Regions from separate parts of the Homo sapiens genome. Here region 1 is linked to region 2. A link is an interaction called in ENCODE POLR2A ChIA-PET data of the cell type or tissue named here. Cell type or tissue: GM12878. All regions are shown on one strand. Links, peaks and the distances in the headings refer to the core of each region. The heading gives the core; the rest is flanking DNA. Region 1 overlaps PALLD (palladin, cytoskeletal associated protein). Region 2 overlaps PALLD (palladin, cytoskeletal associated protein).

The links. Peaks named below come from ENCODE experiments on the same cell type or tissue, not always from the same donor. Only the 100,000 strongest peaks of a DNase experiment are listed, where the experiment ranks them.
Region 1: POLR2A ChIA-PET joins it to region 2 with 10 read pairs; 3 of 35 experiments call an interaction of 5 or more read pairs at or near these places.

The regions. Positions count from the first base shown.
Region 1 is chr4:168,771,776-168,782,843 of GRCh38, forward strand. The region is part of intron 10 of PALLD (palladin, cytoskeletal associated protein); the gene reads left to right. Among named protein-coding and RNA genes, the nearest start is that of PALLD-AS1, 130 kb to the left of the region's middle. In GM12878, for the core only: no CTCF peak of the experiment used is centred there; no DNase peak of the experiment used is centred there.
Region 2 is chr4:168,678,930-168,689,997 of GRCh38, forward strand. It overlaps PALLD (palladin, cytoskeletal associated protein), which reads left to right. Exons shown (of 22, transcript NM_001166108.2): 4 at 2,403-2,469; 5 at 4,069-4,174; 6 at 6,556-6,630. It also overlaps the pseudogene RNU6-1336P. Among named protein-coding and RNA genes, the nearest start is that of PALLD-AS1, 36 kb to the left of the region's middle. In GM12878, for the core only: no CTCF peak of the experiment used is centred there; DNase peaks (open chromatin) are centred at 4,362 and 6,362.

The sequences.
Region 1 (11,068 bases), core at 1,106-9,105, 93 kb after region 2:
TTTGGGGACCCTGGATGTTTGAAAGTTTCATTTGTCCACAATCCAGGTATAAGTCCCCCTTCCCTGGATTCTAGGGAGGGCAGCAGCGGCATGTCGTTGTCACTCAGCTTGCTAATCAAGAGAGAACCCCAGAAAGAGTATTTAGGAGATAAGAGGGGTAGTATATATTTTTGTAAATAGAAACTTGTTTTCTATTAATAATTAACCATTTTTCTGATAGCAAAAACATCAGCACAGGTATACTCTATCCATTTATGGTTGGTTAACACACAGAACCTTTTCTACTGAGTAGGGTTAATAATACTTAGTATGTGCCTAGCATTCAACACTCACAACAGCCTTGCGAAATAGGACTATTTTTATTCCCATTTTACAGGTAAGGAAACAGAGACCAGAGGTGCAATAACTTTCTTAAAACGACTAGAGGGAGCAAGTGACAGCTAGGACTTGAACACAGGCTGTTGGCCTTCAGGATCTAGGCTCCTAACACAATGCACCAAAGCCAAGTCAGTGCCAAAGTTATTCCATACAAACGGCACTTGTTCTTTCACCCTTTCAATGTTCATGTTATCTCTGCTCTTATTTTCATCTTCATTGTACACCTCCCCTTACATGTATTTGCAAGTCTCTCACTTTGCAAAATGGAACTGATAAGTACTAAACCTCCTCAAAAAAAGCACAAACAGCCCCAGAGTGATGATGCCCAAAACTTAAATGACCACAGCAACCAGTGCCATGCCAGTGAGTTTTGGAGCTGAGCTTTGGTCTTGTCCATAGAAGCTTTTAAGTTGAAAGCTTATAAATAGAGGGTTTCTATATTCTGTGAATGATAGAGGTACACAGTTCCAATTGTATTCTGTATTACGTGTATGTGCCCTCTTTGCATAAATGTGCCTGACACTGTAGTGGAGGCCAGCTTCTTGAAAGCAAAAAAACACGCATCCCATTCATCTCTGTATTTCCAGGGCTCAGCACTAGTGGGTGCTCAATAAATATACTGAATGAATGAATAAAAGTATTACTGCAAAGATCAGTAAGTCCCATGCCAAAAAAAGAAAGGAAGAAAAAAGAAAGGGAAGGAAGGAGTGAGCGAGGAATGAAAAGAGAAAGAGGGAAAGAGGGAAGGATGGTGAGCCTCTTCAGAAAGACGGCTGCTCATGCTTGCTCTCTTGGGCATGGAGTGGGTCACTGGCTGGACGTTTAATGGGTTTACATTATTCCTTAACAGTCATTGTTTCAAAATGAGGCATCTCTGATGGCTCCATGCTGGCTTGTCTCTTTCCGCCTATGACATTCTCTCAAGAGTTTAGAGTAGGAGAGGATTTTAGAACATGATAGTAACAAGTAAAATTAGTATTTTTTGGACTCCAGGTACCTGTTTGAAATTATATTGTTTAGAATATAACAATAACAGTGAAATTAAATTGTTGTCTTAAAGTGAATAACTGTAAAGCCATGTGTGATCTGAACCCCCGAGCCTGCCCTTATCTATCAAAATCCTGGTGTCTGAAGAAGTCCAAAATGGAAACACACTCTGAACAGATTTCCGGCAGGAGCTTCCACCAGGTTTTCTTCGTGGCAAGCCCTAGAAATAGTCTGGACTACAAGCAGGTCTTTTTAAAACCATGCTCCTTTATTTAATCATGAAGATTTAAAGTTTATAAGTTTAGAAATTCAGGGATAAAAATAACCCACTGAGTGTCAGGCCTGATTGCTAAGTGCTGTTCAGGTGTGATCTCACAGCTCTCTCAGCATTTTCATCACTGCCACCACTTCACAGGTGAGAAAAGTGAGGCAGACAACAGACAAGTTACTGGTCTAAGTGGTAGAATAAAAATATAACCCCAGCTCCAGAGCCTCTGCACTCAGCCATCATCGTGTACTGCCCCGCTGTGAATTTCATCTAGGATATGCCAAGACCTGCTGATTTTTCGTCACTTGCCTTTTCTTATTAATGTCTGTTCCTTGGCGACAATGGCATCTGCTGAGCCCCACCCGGCCTCCCCACCCACCTCGCCGCCTGTTCTCTCCCTCAAATCCGAAAGGTCACGGGTACACACCCAACTTCAGATAGCATTTAGTTAGCTTCCCCTCCAACACTGAGGAAATGTTCATTAAATGCTCCAGCCATTTAACAAGTCTATTTAACTTCATTTTCAATTTAACCATGTATTATTTCAGTTTCCTTTTCCTCCGTATTGTATAGCCCTGGGAATAAGAGTTGGAAATGTGCCTATCATAAGCTGAGTCACATTTTATGTGTCCCCTCCTCTCAAGCCACTGTTTTCTCTCTCTTTTTTTTTTTTTGCGATTAAAAAAAATATATATATCCTGTGTAAAATAAAACAGATTCAGAAAACTGCGTAAAACAATTCATTATATAATTTGTATATATAATGAATGAAAGAAATAGAACTTTCTCCTTGTACTTGCCTCAGAAGCCATGTGACCCAAGCCAGTCACAGCCCCTGCCACCTTCAAAGTCAGCATTGTATTAACTTATAGTACTTACATCCTTGTGGATTTTTTTCATTGCAGATAATTTTTAACATTTTTGAGGTATAATTGCTATATATAAGAAAGAGCACATATTTAACGTATGCAATGTAATAAGTTTTGACATATGTACATGCCCTTGGAAGCATTATCACAATTAAGATAGCAAATACTGGCTGAGTGCGGTGGCTCATGCGTGTAATCCCAGCACTTTGGGAGGCCAAGGCAGGCGGATCACTGGAGGTCAGGAGTTTGAGACCAGCCTGGCCAACATGGTGAAACCCTGTCTCTACCGAAAATACAAAAATTAGCCGAGTGTGGCGGTGCACACCTGTAGTCCCAGCTACTTGAGGCACTAAGGCATGAGAATTGCGTGAACCTGGGAGGTGGAGGTTGCAGTGAGCCGAGATCATGCCACTGCACTCCAGCCTGGGAAACAGAGCAAGACTGCATCTCAAAAAAAAAAAAAAAAAAAGATAGCAAATACATCCATCATCCTCAAAAATTTCTTCCTACCCCATTATAATCCCTTCCTCCTGCCACCTGCTCCCTCCTGGTAACCGCTGATCTGTTTTCTGTCACTATATATTTGTCTTCATTTTCTAAGGTTTTATATAAATGGAATCTTTCCGTATATACTCTTTTTGTTTGATTTCTTCCACTCAGCAGAATTACTTTAAAATTCATCCATGTCTTGTTATATGTATAATACCTCATTCCTTTTTATTGCTAAAGAGTATTTTTTGTACATAAATATGATATCTATGCTTATAGAGCATATATATCACAATTTATTCATTCATTCAGTTGTTGATATTTACATCATTTTCAATTTTTTACTATTGGGCTTTTTTCCAAAATGGTTATATCGTTTTACCTTTCCACCATGATTGTATGAGAGTTCCAGTTTCTCCACATCCTAGTCTGCACATGGTATCATTAGTTTTTCTTAATTTTAGCCACTTTAACAGGTGTGTAGTAGAATTTCATCGTGGTTTTAATTTGCACTTCCCTAATGACTGATGATTTGAGCATCTTTTCATGTGTTTATTTGCCATCTGTATATCTACCTTGGTGAAGTGTTTGCTTAAATCTGTTGCCCATTGTTTAATTGGATTGCTTGTTTTCTTATTATCAAGTTTCTTATTATAGTATTTATATATTCTAGATACAAGTTCTTTATCAGACATGTGCTTTGCAAATATTTTCTCCTACTCTGTGGATTTTTTAAAAATTTCCTTCATAGTGATGGAGCAGTTTTTAATTTTGATGAAGTCAAATTTATCAACTTCTATGTATCATGCTTTGATATCTTATTAAAGAAATTCTTGCCTAATCCAAGCTCACAAAGATTTTCTGCTATGTTTTCTTCCAGGCACACATATTATAGTTTATGTTATATGTTTAGACCTATGATCTATTTTAAGTCAATTTTTTATATGATATGAGGTATGAATTGAAGCTCTTTTTTATTTGTTTGCATATGCATTTGATTGTTCCAGCACCATTTGTTGAAAAGACTGTCTTTTCCTCCACTAGATTGCCTTTGTAACTTTGTCAAAATTGGTTGTCCATGTATGTGTGAGTCTGTTTCTGGACTCTATTCTGTTCAATTAGTCTGTTTGTCTTTATGCCAGCACTGTACTGTTTTGAGTACTGTAGCTTTACAGTACATCTTAAAATCAGATGATGTTAGCCTCTCACCTTTGTTCAATCTAAATAGAAAGTTGTTTTGGCTACTCTTGGTCCTTTGCATTTCTCTATAGATTTTTGAATCAGCTTGTCAATTTTTACCAAAAAGCTTGCTGGGAATTTGAATCAAGGTTATTTTGAACTTATAGATCAATTTGAGGAACGTTGACATCTCAAAAACATTGCATCTCATGTCTCATGAACAAAGTATATCTCTCCATTTACTTAGGTCTTCTTGAATTTCTCCCAGCTATGAGTTTTCAGTGTAACAGGTCTTGTACATCTTTTGTTAGATTTATTCCTATTTTATGTTCTTATGCTCTTGTGAGTTCTTAAATTTCATTTCTGATTATTTATTCCTAGTATGTAGAAATACAGTTGACTTCTATATTATTGATTCTATAATCTGCAACCTTACCAAACTTATTCTAGTAGCATTTTTATAGATTCCATTGGATTTCTACATAATAGTGTTGTTTGCAAATACAGACAGCTTTGCTTCCTCCTTTCCAAACTAGATGCCTGCTATTTATTTTTCTTGCCATATTGCAATGGCCAAAGCCTTCAGTAAAATGTTGAATCAAGTGGTGAGAGCAGATCCTTGCCTTGTTCCTTATATTAGGGAGAAAGCATGCACCCTTTTACTATTAAGTATGATGTTAGCTGTGGTTCTTCAGAGATGCCCTTTATTAGATTAAGGCAGTTTCCTTCTATTCCTAGTTCACTTAGAATTTTTTATCAGGATGTTGGATTTTTGTTAAATGCTTTTCTGCCTCTATTGAGATGATCATACAGTTTTCCAAAATTATATCTGTTGATTTTCAAATGTTAAACCACCTCTACAGTCTTGAGATAAGCCCCATTTCATCATGATGTAATTACCTTTATTGTTGTATTTGATTTACTGAAATCATATTTAGTTTTTTTATGTGTTAAATATTCCCAGTACACTTGATAATTTGGGATCCCAATCTGGCTTGTTATATTTAGTCTCTGCACTAAGCTCTAGCTACGGTAGCTACAGTTTACTTAATGACCAAATAACAACCTTTTCTTCCATTTTAAATTTTGTATGACTTTGGCTGAGGGTCATTGAAAAATCAAGGATGGGAATACACACACACAGAGGCACACACATATACACACACACACACACGCCCCACAGTCTTACATGGTGAGGTCCTGACTGAAGTTTATTAGGAAAACTAGGAGAGACAGGCCACAGGACTTTTCAACCTTCCTGAGTAGAGCTAACAGGAGACTAAGCCTACTCAGTGAGTCTCAGTGAAAACTGGGAAAGAGGGATACGGAGGAGAAGCAGTAAGCACTGCTGCAGTTATGGCTTGGAAGAATGCTGTTAATACTGCTTTATCCCATCATTGCTCCATTGTCCAGTCTTGACACAGGACTTCCTGCCGCCTTAGACTGAAATAGAATCACTGCCCCAAGATAAATGTGATGGGGGAGACGGGGTTTAGGAAGTGATTATCAGACACCTGCATGATAAGAGAAAATGGAAAGCAAAAACAAGGAGATAAGAAGGAAACAAGCCCAGCATGTTCCCATGGGTTTTACACATAGACTCAGAATATCAGTAGCAGCAGGGACTGTGGCAACCCAAGGCCACAATACCCAACTAACAGATAAGAACACCAAGGCTAGACTAGAGAGGCTGTTCATCTGAGAGCATACTGGTTTGTTTTGTTTTGTTTTTCCCTCTTCCTGATATATCCAGAAAATACTTCCTCCTCCCAGCCCCGTTTAGCAGTAACTTACTTCCTTGGAGAACAATGCCTCAACCCATATTCAGGCCTTAGGTTGGTACAGACAATGGCACTTTACATGCGTGGGACTCTCCCCACCCCCTTCATTCAATGCTGCCTAATGAGCACTCACTTCTTGGGTCTCATCACCAGTCCTGCACTGTAATTCAGGGAGCCAGCTGCCTCTGCCAACAGTGTAAGTAATCTCAGGCTATTTTATAATCAGTCCTGAAGAACCCAGAGGGGGCACCAGACTCACCTCAACCTCAGATTATGTTTTGGATCCACTTTTCTTCGTCTTGGATGAACTTTGTGAACTTTGTGTTTGTGGGAGAGCACAGTGAAGGATGAACAAGGAAAAGGAAAAAAGGGGTAGGAGAACCAAAGGCAGGACAGCTTTTCCTTCCTCTTTTCTTTCCTGAATTTTTTTTTCTAGAGAAGTCTTCAAATATTCCAGCCTCAACTTTTGAAAAAGAAAAAGCAGAATGTTTTTAGTAGGATCTTTTTGTTTCTAGCTTACTGGGAGACAGTGGGAGGATGGACACTTTTGAGCAGATATGCATCACCCAATCAATCATCTCCAGAAGAACATCTGAATCTCTAAGGAATTGATCCAAATTGTTAATAATACTTGTGGTTTAAGACAGATAGATGAAACACCTTGTATAATCACTATATTCAATGTATTTGACTCATGTATGGGACTTAGAATATAAATTTTAATAAAGTAGAGGCTTAAGCTTGCATCTTTGCTTGTGTGTCGTACTATGGCGCGTAACTGTGATTTCCTTGCTGAATCCCTTTAGGGCAAAGCTGGCTTTGGTCATGATCAGATTTAGGGTGTCTAGCACATAGTAGATACTTAATAAATATTTACATAACAAACCTTTACATGGTACTGATTATGTACCAAGCACCGTGCTAAATACCTCAAAAATTTAAGCTCATTTATGCCTTACTTGCGTAAGGAAACTGTCATTACTATCTATATTTTACAAAGAAAACTGAATCCAGAGAGACTGAGCACCTTGTCCAAGGTCACACAACTAGTAAAGGGAAGAGCCAGCATTTGAACCCAAGCAGTCTTGCTCTTTTTATTTGTTTATTTAATTTTTGTACAGGCAGAGTCTCACTATGTCACCCAGGCTGGTCTCAAACTCCTGGCCTCAAGCAGTCCTCTTGCTGTAGCCTTCCAGTGCTTCGGGATTATAGGCATGAGCCACCGTCCTCCGCCAAAGAGGTCCTGCTCTAAACACTTGCTAAGAATACATTGACATTGAATTTTTCAGTCATTAATGTTATGATGCTTATGAAATCGTGACATGATTCTGCATGAAAAATGGGGATTATATGATGATTTCATTGATCTAAGACAGTTAACTAGACATCAGAATATATCTTCACTTCCTAAGTTACCCACTGGTTATTGATTCTATGTTGGTTGATCTATAAGGAGGCATACATTTGTTAATGTACTCCTTACTCAACATTACTAATTACATTTTTACTTTAAAAAGCATCAGTGCTTCTTCTCTTACTATATGGAAATTAAAGATTCTTTTTGCAATTTTGTTTCTTATTCTTTCTACATTCTGTAATGTATTAGAAACATGAAATTACTCCTTTGTTCTTCAGGAACTGTTCATTTGAAACTCTCCAACATAAGGATGCTGGGGAGAAAACATTCCTATGTTTTATTTTGATAATGAAATATTGTGTAGTTTTAAAGCTTAGACATATAAACTTCATGTGAACATCATATATATATAAAAAATCATATATATATAAAATATCATATATATACACACACACATGTGCACACCCTTGCATCTAATTTATAAATTCTAAGATAGTCATGAACATACATTTTTAGATTCTGTGACTTATTTGGCTTTTAATGCACCACAAGGTAAAACTCTTTATACTCTGTCATATTTTTGTATTTTCTACCCACTTAGGGGAGACTACAATTATATAAAAGTTGCTATAACATTTTTAATTAATTACTTGACTCCAAATAATTCCCTGTAACATTCTAAATTTAATCATTTGACTCTGAGTAGATTCGTTCCTCATTTAATATCTTTGTCACTTTCCCTTCAAATTCTTTCTACTGTTCTTTACTTTGGGCTTACTTTTGCTGTGCCTCTTTTTCTTCATTTCTAATCTACTATACATTCTTTTTTTTTTTTTCTTTTTGAGAGAAGGTCTCACTCTGTTGCACTGCAGTGGCGTGATCTCAGCTCACTGCAACCTCCACCACCGGGGTTCAAGCGATTCTCCTGCCTCAGCCTCCCGAGTAGCTGGGATTACAGGTGTGTGCCACCATGCCCGACTAATTTTGGTATTTTTGGTAGAGATGGGGTTTCACCATGTTAGCCAGGCTGGTCTCGAACTCCTGACCTCAAGTGATTCGCCCACCTTGGCCTCCCAAAGTGCTGGGATTATAGGCGTGGGCCACCGCACCTGGTCTCACTACGTTACATTCTTAATATGGTTTTGTTAGCACTCTCTGTGCCAAAATCCTATTTTCCCCTCTTTTCCCTTAGGCAGGGCATGCACAGAGCAGATCTATTTCCTACCAACCTTTTTTCCCATGGCACACACAGCTGCCCCTTGGCAATAAGATGCAGTCCCTGACTAATGCAGCATTGCTCTCTGAAGATTTTAATCCAGCTTTCTTAGTCTCACCTAGCTTTATGAAAAATGAGAGGCTAGATATTTTGCTGTTTCTTACTAAGATTTGCATTGCTCATACTATAGGTGCCCTGTGTAATTGCTCTAACATTTTCTCTTCACACAAGATTATCCAGTATTCTCTCTTATCCTGCCTCATCCTTTTCCTTTTCTGTAGCCAGTTGTTATGAAAGGGGTGGCCATGGCAGACACTGTTGCAGTGTAATGTCAAATATTATATATTTAATGTGCATGTGCCCGCATGTGTAGTTTTGGTTTTTTTGTTGTTGTTGTTTGTTTTTGGAGACAGAGTCTCACTCTGTCACCCAGGCTGGAGTGCAGTGGCACAATCTCGGCTCACTGCAGCCTCTGCCTCCCAGGTTCTAGCGATTCTCCTGCCTCAGCCTCCCGAGTAGCTGGGACTGCAGGCACCTGCCACCACACCTGGCTAATTTTTGTAATTTTAGTAGAGACGGGGTTTCGCTATGTTGGCCAGGCTGGTCTTGAACTCTTGACCTTAGGTGATCTGCCCACTTCAGCCTCCCAAAGTGCTGGAATTACAGGCATGAGCCACTGCACCCGGCCATGTGTAGTTTTCAAAAGAGCCATAGATAGGAGTCGACATTTGAAACCATTCAAAATGAACATTTTTTTAAATGCCAACAGAATACTTCCCTGAAAAAAAGAGCCACAGATACTTGTTGGCTTTCTTTCTTTCAATTTTTGTGATGACAAAGCTGTTGGATTTGACTTTTGAGTAGTAAGTTTATCCTCAGGGCCTTTAATAACACCAGCATGGAATCAAAATTAGGAGAATTACTGGACTTTGGCTATGTATACACCAGGTTTGTGACTGTTGAACAGGATGATGTTTGAGAAGATTTACTGAGGTTTTGGGGGTATCTTCCTTCCCTGCATTTTGGCCAGTTTCAAGTCAGAAGTGGGCAGAGCCTAGTTAATTGCAATGGAAAAGGGCAAACCAGGAGCCAGCAGCTGGAGAACCACCTTGAGCACTGGCACATAGAGCACAGTTGCTCAGCATGGCTGGTGTGGTGGAGGGGATAACTATGACATGGTGTATGGCCAGGGGCAGAGGCCGGGAAGCCTGTCGCAGCACAGCATGTTGCAGTGACATGATGACAGGAAGCCTCGGAGCAAATGCTGTTTGGAGATTTGAGGGAGGTGAACAGGCTGTCAGCATTGAGGAAAACTGTCAGCAGACCACAGTGATGCAGGCGCTGGGCTGTAGGTCAGAACTCTTAAGGATTATTAAGATCATACCACTTTAGTAGGGCTGGTTACAAGGTAGGATACCAGGAGAGGAATATAGAAATGAGGGACAAGACAGGCAATTCAGAACACAGCTCACAGAAGCCCGGAACAAGACTGGACCAAACAAGTTCAAGTACAAGCTAAAAGTCATGCCATCATTATATTGAAAAGATGTGATGAAAAAGTAATGTACCCACTGACTGATTTTGCCTTATTGCTTGGGCATAGTGAGAAGGCCCTCTCTTCCTATCATTGTTTTGATAAAAGAAAAAAAAAACAAACTACCCTGGCACCCATCAGAGCTAAATGCTGTCTCTACCTGCCTTCCCCAACCAGATTCATGCCTGGTTTGCTTAGGGATTATCTGATGTTACTAGCCATGTCTCTTCTTGCCTCCACTGGCATGGAAAATCTGGGTAACCACAAGCAAACTTGACCAGACTGCTACCAATGCCTGAAACTGAATATTATAGTACAACCGTGTGACACATTCAAAGATGCTGACTGCTGTGGAACACTGAGGCGCAACAGAACTTCACGAAAAGAAACTTTTCAGTGCACCCTCTGTTAGCCAACTCTTTTTGAGTGTGCTTGCAACTGTGCTGTTGATGTAGAGCGAATTATATGTTTAATTTTGATCCCAAACCATAGGTAGATGCTTAATTTTTAAAATAGGCAGATAGTGTCTAGAAAATTAGTAGAGAAAAGTAAGTTTAAGCTAAATATAAAAACAATGAACAGAATGTTTCCTATTTACATGTTTTGTTTACTTTTTGTCTAAACCAGAGATGAGCAAATTTTTCTAAAAACAAAAAACCAAATAAATATTTTAGGCTTAGAAGGCCATATGGACTCTATAATAGGTATTTTACATAGTCCTTGTTGTGTGAAGCAGCAATAGACAATGCATACAAGAATGGTCATGGCTTTGTGCCAATAAAACTTTATTTACAGGCCGGTCACGGTGGCTCATGACTGTAATCCCAGCACTTGGGAGGCCAAGGCAGGTGGATCACTTGAGGTCAGGAGTTCGAGACCAGCGTAGCCAACATGGTGAAATCCTGTCTTTACTAAAAAAAAAAATAAAAAAATTAGCTTGGCATGATGATGTATGCCTGTAATCCTAGTGCTTTGGGAGGCTGAGGCATGAGAATCGCTTGAACCTGGGA
Region 2 (11,068 bases), core at 1,248-9,247:
TGTGGCAGGGTGTGTGTGGTGTGTGTGTGGGTGTGATGTGTGTGGTGTGGGTACGGTGTGTGCGTGGTGTGGGTATGTGTAGCATGGGTATAGTGTGTGGTGTGTGTGTGTGGTGTGGGTGTGTGTAGGTGCGTGTGTGGTGGGGTGAGTATGGATGTGTTTGGGGTGTTTATGGTGGGTGTGTGTGTGTGTGTGGTGGGGTGAGTATGGATGTGGTGTGTGGGGGGTGTGTGTGCATGGTGTGTGGTGGGGTGTGTGTGTGGTGGGGTGAGTATGGATGTGTGTGGGGTGTGTGTGTGTGGTGTGTGTGGGGTGTGTGTGTGGTGTGTGGTGGGGTGTGTGTGGTGGGGTGAGTATGGATGTGTGTGGGGGGTGTGTGTGTGGTGTGCGGTGGGGGGTATATGTGTGTGGTGGGTGTGTGGTGGGGTGAGTATGGATGTGTGTGGGTGTGTGTGTGTGTGTGGTGTGCTGTGGGGTGTGTGCGTGTGGTAGGGTATGGATGTGTGGGGTGTGTGTGTGGTGGGGTGAGTATGGACGTGTGTGGGGGGGTGTGGTGTGTGGTGGGGTGTGTGTGTTTGTGTGTGGTGGGGTATGTATGGATATGGTGTGTGGGGAGTGTGTGGTGGGGTGTGTGTGTGTGTCCTCTTCACTGCGTATCCCCCTTACTTATGGAGTGCACACCATTAGATGTGCAGGTGAACTCAGCTCTCTGACTTAAGGTTACATGACTTGGAAGTCCAAGAAGTTCTGGCAGATAGAGGTAGAAAATGAAGTTGGAAATCATGAGGGCCATTAAATGACAAATTTGGGGTTTTTTATTTTACTGAGTAGAGATTCTAATCATCTCATTTTTAACAGGGAAAGTGTGCTCTAGGAAAATCTAGCCGACACAGGGAGGGCAACGATGAATTTGAGAAGGAGGAGATGGGAAGACAAGAATGGATTGTGGTAGTCCAGGCCCCAGGCAAAGAAAGCCTACACTGGATGGTAGACACAGAAATAAATAGGAAGGGACAGCAAACATTCCAGCAGAGTTACCTAAACATGACTGTTTTCAATGTCAATAAAAGACTGGAAAACATATCACAGTAGAGTCACTGGAAGGAATACCAGGCAGCTATCCAAGAGAATGCAGTGAACGTATGTATTCTAAATCTACTGATAGGCAAAAGTAGCCAAATGCCAAGTGAACATGCCATGTGAATCCATTTGTATAAATATGTACATAAATGTAAATATGTTGATATGCTGTATTAAACTTATCCAGGCCATGTGCGGTGGCTCACGCCTGTAATCCCAGCACTTTGGGAGGCCGAGGTGGGCAGATCACTTGAGGTCAGGAGTTCGAGACCAGCCTGGCCAACATGGTGAAACCCCATCTCTGCTAAAAAAAAAAAAAAATACAAAAATTAGCAGGGCGAGGTGGCACATGCCTGTAATCCCAGCCACTCAGAAGGCAGGAGAATCACTTGAACCCAGGAGGCAGAGGTTGCAGTGAGCCAAGATTGCGCCACTGCACTCCAGCCTGGGTGACAGAGCAAGATTCCGTCTCAAAAAAAAAAAAAAAAAAAAAAAAAAAAACACTTATCTGGAACAATACACATCAGACTTAATGTGGTATTTGGGAATGGCATTTAGGAAGGTACCCACTGATCTTTACTATTAGGCTGCACAATTCTGTGCTATATGGTTATTTTCCTATAAGCATGTATTATTATATAAAAGAATATAAGTGACCCAAGTTAAATGTATCTTGGAAACATTAAGAATATACTTTGAACCATTGCAATTTTTTAAGTCTGTCACCTAAAATCTCTTGACATGAAATATGTAAACATCAAAATCTGACTGCAGTTTACCTTTTGACTAAAAATCTGGTAAGTTGACCCTTTATTTAAGAACAGTAATAATGCAAGTGAATTTGGGAAGGCATGATCCAAAATCAAAGGCCCTCTTATTCAAGAACAGAACCACTGTCATACTCAGTTTTACCCAGGAGCCAGAAAGCATCAGTCCTTACCCTGCAATCTCTGGAGAAGGTTACAGTTTAAAAGCGTGGGTATTCTTCACACAAACACACACACATCTTTATTTCATAGTTTATAGCCATTTAAAAGTACGGTTGTGATGACCACAGTGATAAAAATGAAATTAATAATAAATCTGTCATTAAAAGTATATTGCTTTGAAGAAAGCTATTTATAGTAGTACTTTTTAAAAATGAGTTTCTGAAGAAACAGTACAAATAAAAAATTGTCTGAGCCTGAATCACTCTATTTTATTGTGTGTTTCGGTCAAAAAGACTTTGTATGTTATTTTATTTAAGGGAAATATAATTCTTTGCAATTATTATAGATAACACTGATATCTTAACTTTACCATTATCTTTAATACTTTCCCAGGTGCCAGTTCAACAGATTCTGACAGTGAAAGTTTAGCTTTCAAATCAAGAGCTGGAGCTATGCCACAGTAAGTGCCTACAATTCCATCGATTATGTGGAAACAAAGAATGGCAACAGAATGGTTGGGGTATGAAACCATGTTTGCTGTGCTTTGAAGAAAAAAGTCAACTGATGTTAATCAGAGATCAAATACTGAGGTTGGAACACAATTTTTTTTTTTTTTTTTTTTTTTGAGACAGGGTCTCACTCTGTCACCCAGGTTGAAGTACGGTGGTGCGACATGGCTCACTGAAGCCTTGACCTCCCAGGCTCAAGTGGTCCTCCTACTTTAGCCTCCCAAGTAGCTGGGATTATAGGCATACACCACCACACCTGGCTAATCTTTTTTTATTTTTTGGTAGAGATGGGGTCTCACTGTGTTGTCCAGGCTCATCTGGAACTCTTGGACTCAAGCGATCCTCCTGCCTCAGCTTCCCAAATTGTTGGGAGGGATTATAGGCATGAGCCAACATGTCCAGCCCGAACACAATTTTTAACTTGTAAATTTGAACTTTGAAGTCTGCATTTCATCATTGATATGCCAGAATTTTACCATATGCAATGTTAGTTTCAAAGACAGCCATCTAATTTATTATAAATGTATGGAAAGAGAAGTCACATTAAGAGAAAATCAATTAAATCATTACTAAAATGTGAGGACCAATTTATTTATGCAAGTTGGAAAATATCTAATTAGGCCAGAAGTAGGTTCTCCTTTGGATACGATCTATATTTATTTAGATCTTGTACCCGAAATTCACAAAACTTAGTTATTCCTACAAAGACATACCAATTATTAAAATGTTAATATCTTAATTATTTGGCAAAAATAAAATCTACCAGAAATTCCTATTATGGAAAAGTCCATAAATATTGAGTCTGTTCTAATAAATTTCTTTTATCTGCTAGTATGTACATAAAAATTATATCCATTCAGCATCAAATAATCAGTGATGCTTAAAGGATCTTCTAAGGTTATTTTACCACCCCTGGTTTTTATAAGGAGCTCAAGTTTAGTGAAGTTACATGGCTTGCTTCAGATTTCACAGCCAGCTACTTGACAAAGCTGGGCCTAGAAATCAACTCTTCTTAATCTTCTCTAAATATCTCACTAACTTATATGCACTAAGAAAACACAAAAATTCCAAGATACCGACAACAAAATTAGAAACCAGAAAAAAGAACAGCTGTTAGACTTAAAATAGACAACCAAAACTTTGAGTTAAATATAGGACCCTAACCCTAAACATTTCAAATCTCTGCTTATCAATAAAGATTGGATTTTTTCCAAATATTTTCTCTTAGGATTTTCAAGTTTAATACGTTAGCATCTTCAACAGCGTCTCAGTTACATCTAGCTACTTTTCTTTTACTCATGTTTTGATTTTGCTTAATGTCTATAAGGTACATTCTATAAGGTACATGTATATACTGACCACAGCTATTCTAGCTGTAGGTTATGCATTCCCATTGTGGAAGCAATTACAGTTGAAGCGGATTGCGTATACAAAAAGAAACCCAGCTTTTCTGTTGAAACGTTTCAAGGAATTATTTCTGCTAAAAAAAAAAAACAAAAAAACGAAAACAAAAAATATTCTGACTAAACACTCACCTTCCTATTTTCCAGAGCTCAAAAGAAAACAACTTCTGTTTCCTTGACAATAGGATCATCATCTCCAAAGACAGGGGTGACCACAGCTGTGATTCAACCACTGTCTGTCCCTGTGCAACAGGTAAGTATGCTTTGAGCCAGAGCCCATAAGGGGTCGAACTCATCAGCAAACTTGTGGATTTTAAGAATATGACTTTGATTCTAACTAGTATACTCCCTTGAAATATTTTCTAAGTGGACACAAAATTCAGAGCAAAGAAAATTGTAGGTAATGTTTCTCCTTTCAGTTCACTAAAAACAACCTTTAACCAAAACCACACTGCCAATTAGTCAACATTTGCATTTCCATTGGGAACTTCTTTCTCTAACAGCTAATAATCTGATAAACTGGTGTCTGTTTTAGCTGTAACTATTTGATTATTCCCTCACATGTGTATGCTCTTTCATATAGCCAAATTTATTAGCTCATTACAAATTAAAAGACAAGTCTGCATACCAACAAAAAGCTTTCCCACTCCTAAAAGCTAAACAAATAAGAAAAAACAACTCAAATTCCTTGACTTCACCATGCTTTTTGATCTTGCTTTTATTTTATTGTAAGACTGCTATAGCCATGAAAGAACAATAATATAAACTACTGGAAAGTAGTTGTAATGAATTTACTTTGCAAACACAAACAATATGAACTTCTTTTAAAAAAAAAAGTAGAAAACCATTACATCTGGATGTCTCTAAATCATGGTTTAATGAATATGTTCAAAGACAACACTCACAGAAAGGTTTTCCCCCACAGTCTGGAAATGTAAACTCATTCCTAAGTAATGAGTATGTCTTATAAGTATCACCATGTCCTCCCTCAGCCTTTATTACCTATTGAATGCTCAGGGGTGTTTCAGCCACTATAGAGGCCAATAGGTGCTATCGATATGTGGAAAATACAAACAGTAGAGAGAAGACATTTGGGTCCATAAACTTGAATCAACAAGTATCAGTTACTCAGAGATGGCATATATAGTACATATTTCCTTTAAACCCCTTAATCAGAGTGGAATTTATAGAAATATTTGATTAAATCAGTGGGCATTTTTTGGTATTTGATGTTTAAATATTGATAAATATTTATTGAGTGCTTAGTACGGTGCTAGGCATTTCATGACAGGAAAAAATGTCACCCACCCCATTCCCAAATGGGGTGAATGTGACAGAATGTATTTAGATGTAAGACAGAAGCCTAGGAAATAGAGAGATACACACACATCTAGATATGTAAATACCATAATAATGTAAAGAGTGAATTTTTAAATGGATTAAATTCTACAAAGACATGGAATGGAAGGTAATTTACCCCATGTTTATAGTTGGGAGAATGAAGCACCCAGAGAAACTCCATCGCTTTATTATTGCAGGCAATGTGACATCAAGTAATGCTCTGGAACCAGACTCCCTGGGTTTGAATCCCAGTTCTATCACTTCCTAACGGAGGGACCTTAAGCAAATAAAATGTAACCCTTCAAGCCGAGTTTCTTCATCTGTAAAATGAAGATGATAACACTATGTATCTCATAAGTTTGTCCTGAAGATCCAGTGAGTTAATCTTCATATGACACTTGGAACAGTCCCTGGCATAGAGTAAATATTAATACTATAAGAGTGTTCACATATTCTTGGGACATAAAAAGACAGTGAAAAGTGAAACCCAGACCTCTTGAATCACAGGCCAGTAAAGTCTTCCAGGGTTAATGAATAAACTCCATTAGCATCCTAGCATCTCTACCGCTCTGCCACAATTCTTCATGATGTCCTGTGGCATATTTAGACACACGATACCAGATCACCATCATCTTGGGTTAAGAAGCTAACAACCACTTACATAAGTGAATAAATCCAGATCATTTAAAAATAAGTGATAGTACACAAAGAAATATTTTCCATTCACTACTCTGAAATCCTTATATTTCTCCAGAGATGAATGTCATTGAATAGGTATTTTAGCACGTTTCTTTTTTGCACGTCAATAAAAAAAAATTCTTTTCTCTCCTTTCCCATAATCCCTATATCAAAAAAGAGTACAAGTTAAATAAGATAGGTAGATGTTTGATAATTTACCCTCCAGTGCCAATAGCCAATGGCTTTTATGCATTGAATCCAAACTGTATTTAAAAATAAAATACATTGTCTACGAGAACTTTAAAAAAGACGCATGTGGAAGTCCCACACACAGAAATCCATTTGGTAATAGCATTTAAAAGCTCGTGGATCCCCAAGGACCCAGGGAACTTTTACCTTGAATATCCTTTTGAACAGAGAAGAGTAACAGATGTGAAATGAGGAAGTGGAACAATGTCTGTACTGTAAGAGCAGACGAGCAAAATGATGTATGGTGGTACTTTCATTCACTCATTTCCTTCAAGTGGGTGATCCCCATAATGAAAGGTTTCTTCAGCCCATCTTTTAGGCAATTTATATATTTAGAATTTGATCCATATGTCTCTGCTTTTGCAGGTTCACAGTCCAACTTCATATCTCTGCCGACCTGATGGAACCACTACTGCCTACTTTCCTCCTGTTTTTACAAAGGTCTGACATCTGGAAGTCTCATTCTCTGTGTTTGCTTTGGTCCTTAAATTTCATTTACATGTGGCTTCGTGTAGCAATCTTTAAAAATTAAAAGGAACAGATTAGTAGGCTGATTACCATGGTTACCTTTGGGACTAAATAGATATTTGTTGAACGACTGCCGTGTGACTGTAATCTTGTGATGGGTTCTGAGAGATGTGAGCAGGAACTTGATAGAGCCTAAAATCTAGTGGGAAAGCCAAGACAGATAGAAAAAAAAAAAAAAAAAAAAAAAAACCTGCTGTGTAGGAAATTGCTTAGGAGATCTAGCAAGTTTTATAGAAATTCAGAAAAACTGACTAATTTTCCATTTGTCCTGAGTCCGGAATTTGCATTGCCAGGCTGAATGACATCCATTTCATTGGTCAGCCTCTCAAGTCAGAAATGCTTCCATATAGCATTTCTTCTCTTTCTTTTTCCTTTTTCCTTCCTTTTTTTTAGAGAAAATTATAAAACTTTATTAAAAGACATTTTAAAAGGCCCAAATAAATGGAGACATATGACATGCTTGCAGACTAATAGACCGTATAAAGCCATGACTCCCTGATTAATCTGTATTTAATGTAATCTGGCTAAAATTCTAGCAGCTTCCTGGGTTTTTTTGTTTTGGTTTGGTTTGTTTTTTTTACTTTAAATTCTGGGATACACGTGCAGAATGTGCTGGTTTGTTATGTAGGTATACACGTGCCATGGTGGTTTGCTGCACCTATCAACCCGTCATCTAGGTTTTAAGCCCTGCATGCATTAGGTATTTGTCCTAATGCTATCCCTCCCCTTGTCCCCCACCTCCCGACAGGCCCCAGGTGTGTGATGTTCCCCTCCCGGTGTCCATGTGTTCTCATTGTTCAACTCCCACTTATAAGTAAGAACATTCAGTGTTTGGTTTTCTGTTCCTGTGTTAGTTTGCTGAGAATGATGGTTTCCAGCTTCATCCATGTCCCTGCAAAGGACATGAATTCATTCTTTTTTATGCCTGCATAGTATTCCATAGTGTATATGAGCCACATTTAAAAATATGGAACGCTTCACGAATTTGCATGTCATCCTTGTGCAGAGGTCATGCTAATCTTCTCTGTATCATCTCGATCTTAGTATATATGAGCTGCCAAAGCAAGCACAGGTTCCTGGTTTTTAATTGTTTGTTTGATATGGAATTTAGCAACCTGATTCAAAAAGTTGTGTGGAGGAAAAAAGTGGCTAAGAATAGCCAGGATACACCTGAGGAAGGAAAATAAGGTAGTGTTAGGAAGGAGTGGGATTTGTCCTATAAGATAGCAAGACGTTTTAAAGGTATAGTAATTAGGACAGTATGGTACTGGTACAAGGCTAGAGAAATTGATGTGTAATCGGAGTAGAGCCCACAAAGTTTCTGAATACCTACAGAAACTTGCAAATTGCTGGAGAAAGAATGAATTCTTCAGCAGAGGTGAAAAAGTATCCAGTTGGACTCCTACCTCATACTTTTCACGACAAACAATTCCTAGTAAACTAAAGACAAATGTGAAAGCAAATCTATAAAACTTTTGTGAGGCAGTAAAGAAAAGCATTTTTGTAATCTCCATAGAAGGAGTGATTTTTTTTCCCTTCAGCTGGTTGAATCCAAGCTTTATAAAATATCTTTTCATAAGCAGTTATAGTATTTCCAGTTGGGCACAGGCAACAAATGATAACAGGTGGTAACAACTTGGAAACTACCCTCCTAGCTAGACTACTAAAAAAGAAGTTATGTAAAACCCTGCCTAAAACCATGTCAATCTGATAACCAATGAAGTCTTCCTTTGATGTTTAGAACAGAAAATGTTTACAGAGGGGTGGACACTCCACATTTAGGATGTAGTTTAAGAGTTTTGCACAAGCAGCTTCCCAAGGTCATCACCAGAAAGGGTGTGTTGTCCAATGTATTGGTATCCAAGACACAGTTGATTTGGGGGTGCCAGGGCCCAACACGCCTCTTGGTTTAAACAAATAAAGTCCATGCTGGTGGCACAAGGGAAGGAAAAGAGGAAGCAAAGATTTGCTTTCTTTCACTACCGGGCTTTCCTGCATGGGTCTGGCATGTGTAGATATTATGGAATTCCTCCTGGGCACCAAGAGGAACTCTCAAATACTAAGTACAAAATCCTGTTTCCTCCCTTGCAATCCAGCTCCCGCAACATAGACTTTCTATTAGTGGTCTTTCCCCCTTCCCCAAAAGATAACCATGAAGCATTCTTTGTGCTAACAGCACAGCTTTAAAGAGAAGTAAACCAAAACTCTGTTCTTTATATAGGTTGATTTTTAAGAACTCTCAAACTGTCAATTCACTGGAAGCTCAGAGCCACTGAAAGCTCAGAGCCACTAGAAGCTCAGAGCCACTGGAAGCTCAGAGCCACTTCTCCAGCCTTCCACTTTCTGTGTCTGGACCATGGAACATCTCTCTTCTGCAGGGCTGTTCCCTTCCTTGATGCATCTGCTTTTCCCTTTCTCACTTTAGGCAGCTTCTGTCTCTGATTTGCAGGGTCCTTCTTAGGCCTGGTCTCTGGTTTTGGAGGGGTAGGTTTAGAAAATAATCCTGCTGATCTCCTCTGTAACTCAAACTAGCCTTTACTTTGTCACTCATAGCACCTTCACTGGGCTTTCTCTTAGGCATGATGATGACAGTGAATGGCAGGTGGGCTGGCTTTCATAGTCCAAGGGTTACCTCCATCTGTTTTCTCATGCTACTCTGGAAGAGATTCCTAGGTCTCACAGCTGGTCAGAGGCAGAGCCAGTGCTCCTGCCTGCAGGCCACCTGGCAGACTGGTGGACCACAGGACTGTGGGTAGCATGGACGTACATGTGACATTTCTTCCCAAATAGACCCCTCCAAAGAATCACAATGTCAGGTGGACTTGATGGTATGGCCAGAGGGGTCCTTGTAAGGATCCTGAAACCCCCAGGGCCCCCAGATCCTACACAAAGTAGATGATCCAGGTTGCCAGGTGCATCCTGTAAAGGTTGACTTTCAGTCTCCTTTGGGGCTCCTTGTTATGTTCCCGAAGGTTCTCCTAATGGCTTACTATGTTTAGCCATGGCTTTTGCCAAGATAAAAATGTTAGCTCCAGGAGGATCCAAATGGCAATCCTGGAATAACTGTGGAGCTTTGACTGATTAAGTTACTTGGCATCTACCCATTTCCTACATCTTTGACTTTCCGACACTGAAAAAAAAAAATGCATAATCTTAGGAATAAATCAAAGTCTCTTTTGGTGCCTCAAAGCTGAAGCATGAAAAATATTTTGGTGCCATTTGTAGTCTATCCTGAACAGCTTCCTGGACAAGCCTAGAGACATTTAATAGGTTAATCCGTAGAAGCTGGACCCCATAAGTGACACTTACCCTGTTTTGATCTAATAAATTAGCTATTCTATGGACCCAGTCACAAAGGAAGAAAAATATGATTTAAAACCAGAGATTTTCTCCATTTAAAAATACGGAAGAAGAAAGAACGCAATCAGAAATAGTTGATCATCTAAACCTTGTCACTTAAAGACATTCTAGTTAACTACCAAAATGTCTATCAAATGTCTTCTCAGACTTCACATTAGACTTTTATAGTTCTTCTGCCAATGTCATAGGTTTTAGAATTCCCTCAGGGTTTTAGCACACTTACTGCAGGACATTGGTTACAGAATTGGTTTTTTCCAGGACATCATTTATTGTCCCATCAGATAATTTAAACACACATGCATACAAACAAACAAAACAATTCACACTTCCTAATGAATGTGAATTTGTTTGCTTTTGGTGTATATATGGATAAATTATGTTTGAGTTATTTTGAGAGTCCTACACCTTACATTCGATCCAATATTCTTTTTTTTTTTTTTTTTTTTTTTTTTTTTTTTTGAGATGGAGTCTTGCTCTGTCACCCAGGCTGAAGTGCAATGGTGTGATCTTGGCTCACTGCAACCTCTGCCTCCTGAGTTCAAGTGATTTTCCTGTTCCAGCCTCCTCGGTAGCTGGGATTACAGGTGTCTGCCACCACGACCGGCTAATTTTTGTATTTTTAGTAGAGACAGGATTTCGCCATGTTGGTCAGGCTGGTCTCGAACTGCTGACCCTAGGCGACCCACCCACCTTGGCCTCCCAAAGAGCTGGAATTACAGATGTGAGCCACCACACCTGGCCTAGATCCAATATTCTATAGTCAGAAGTTTAAATAGTAAGAAAGTTTAAAAGGCCCTATTGCTAGTTAATTCTGGAGAAGGAGGGTAGAGAGAAGATATATGTGAGGGAAATATTAATGTCCTGATATTTAAGAACAAGTATAAAAGCTTTACTTCTTTGTATCTATAAAACCAAATTAATTTCTGATCTGTTGGATTGTAAAGATTTATTGGTCTGGAGTTGGAGTGCGGTGAGGGACAACAAAGGCAGG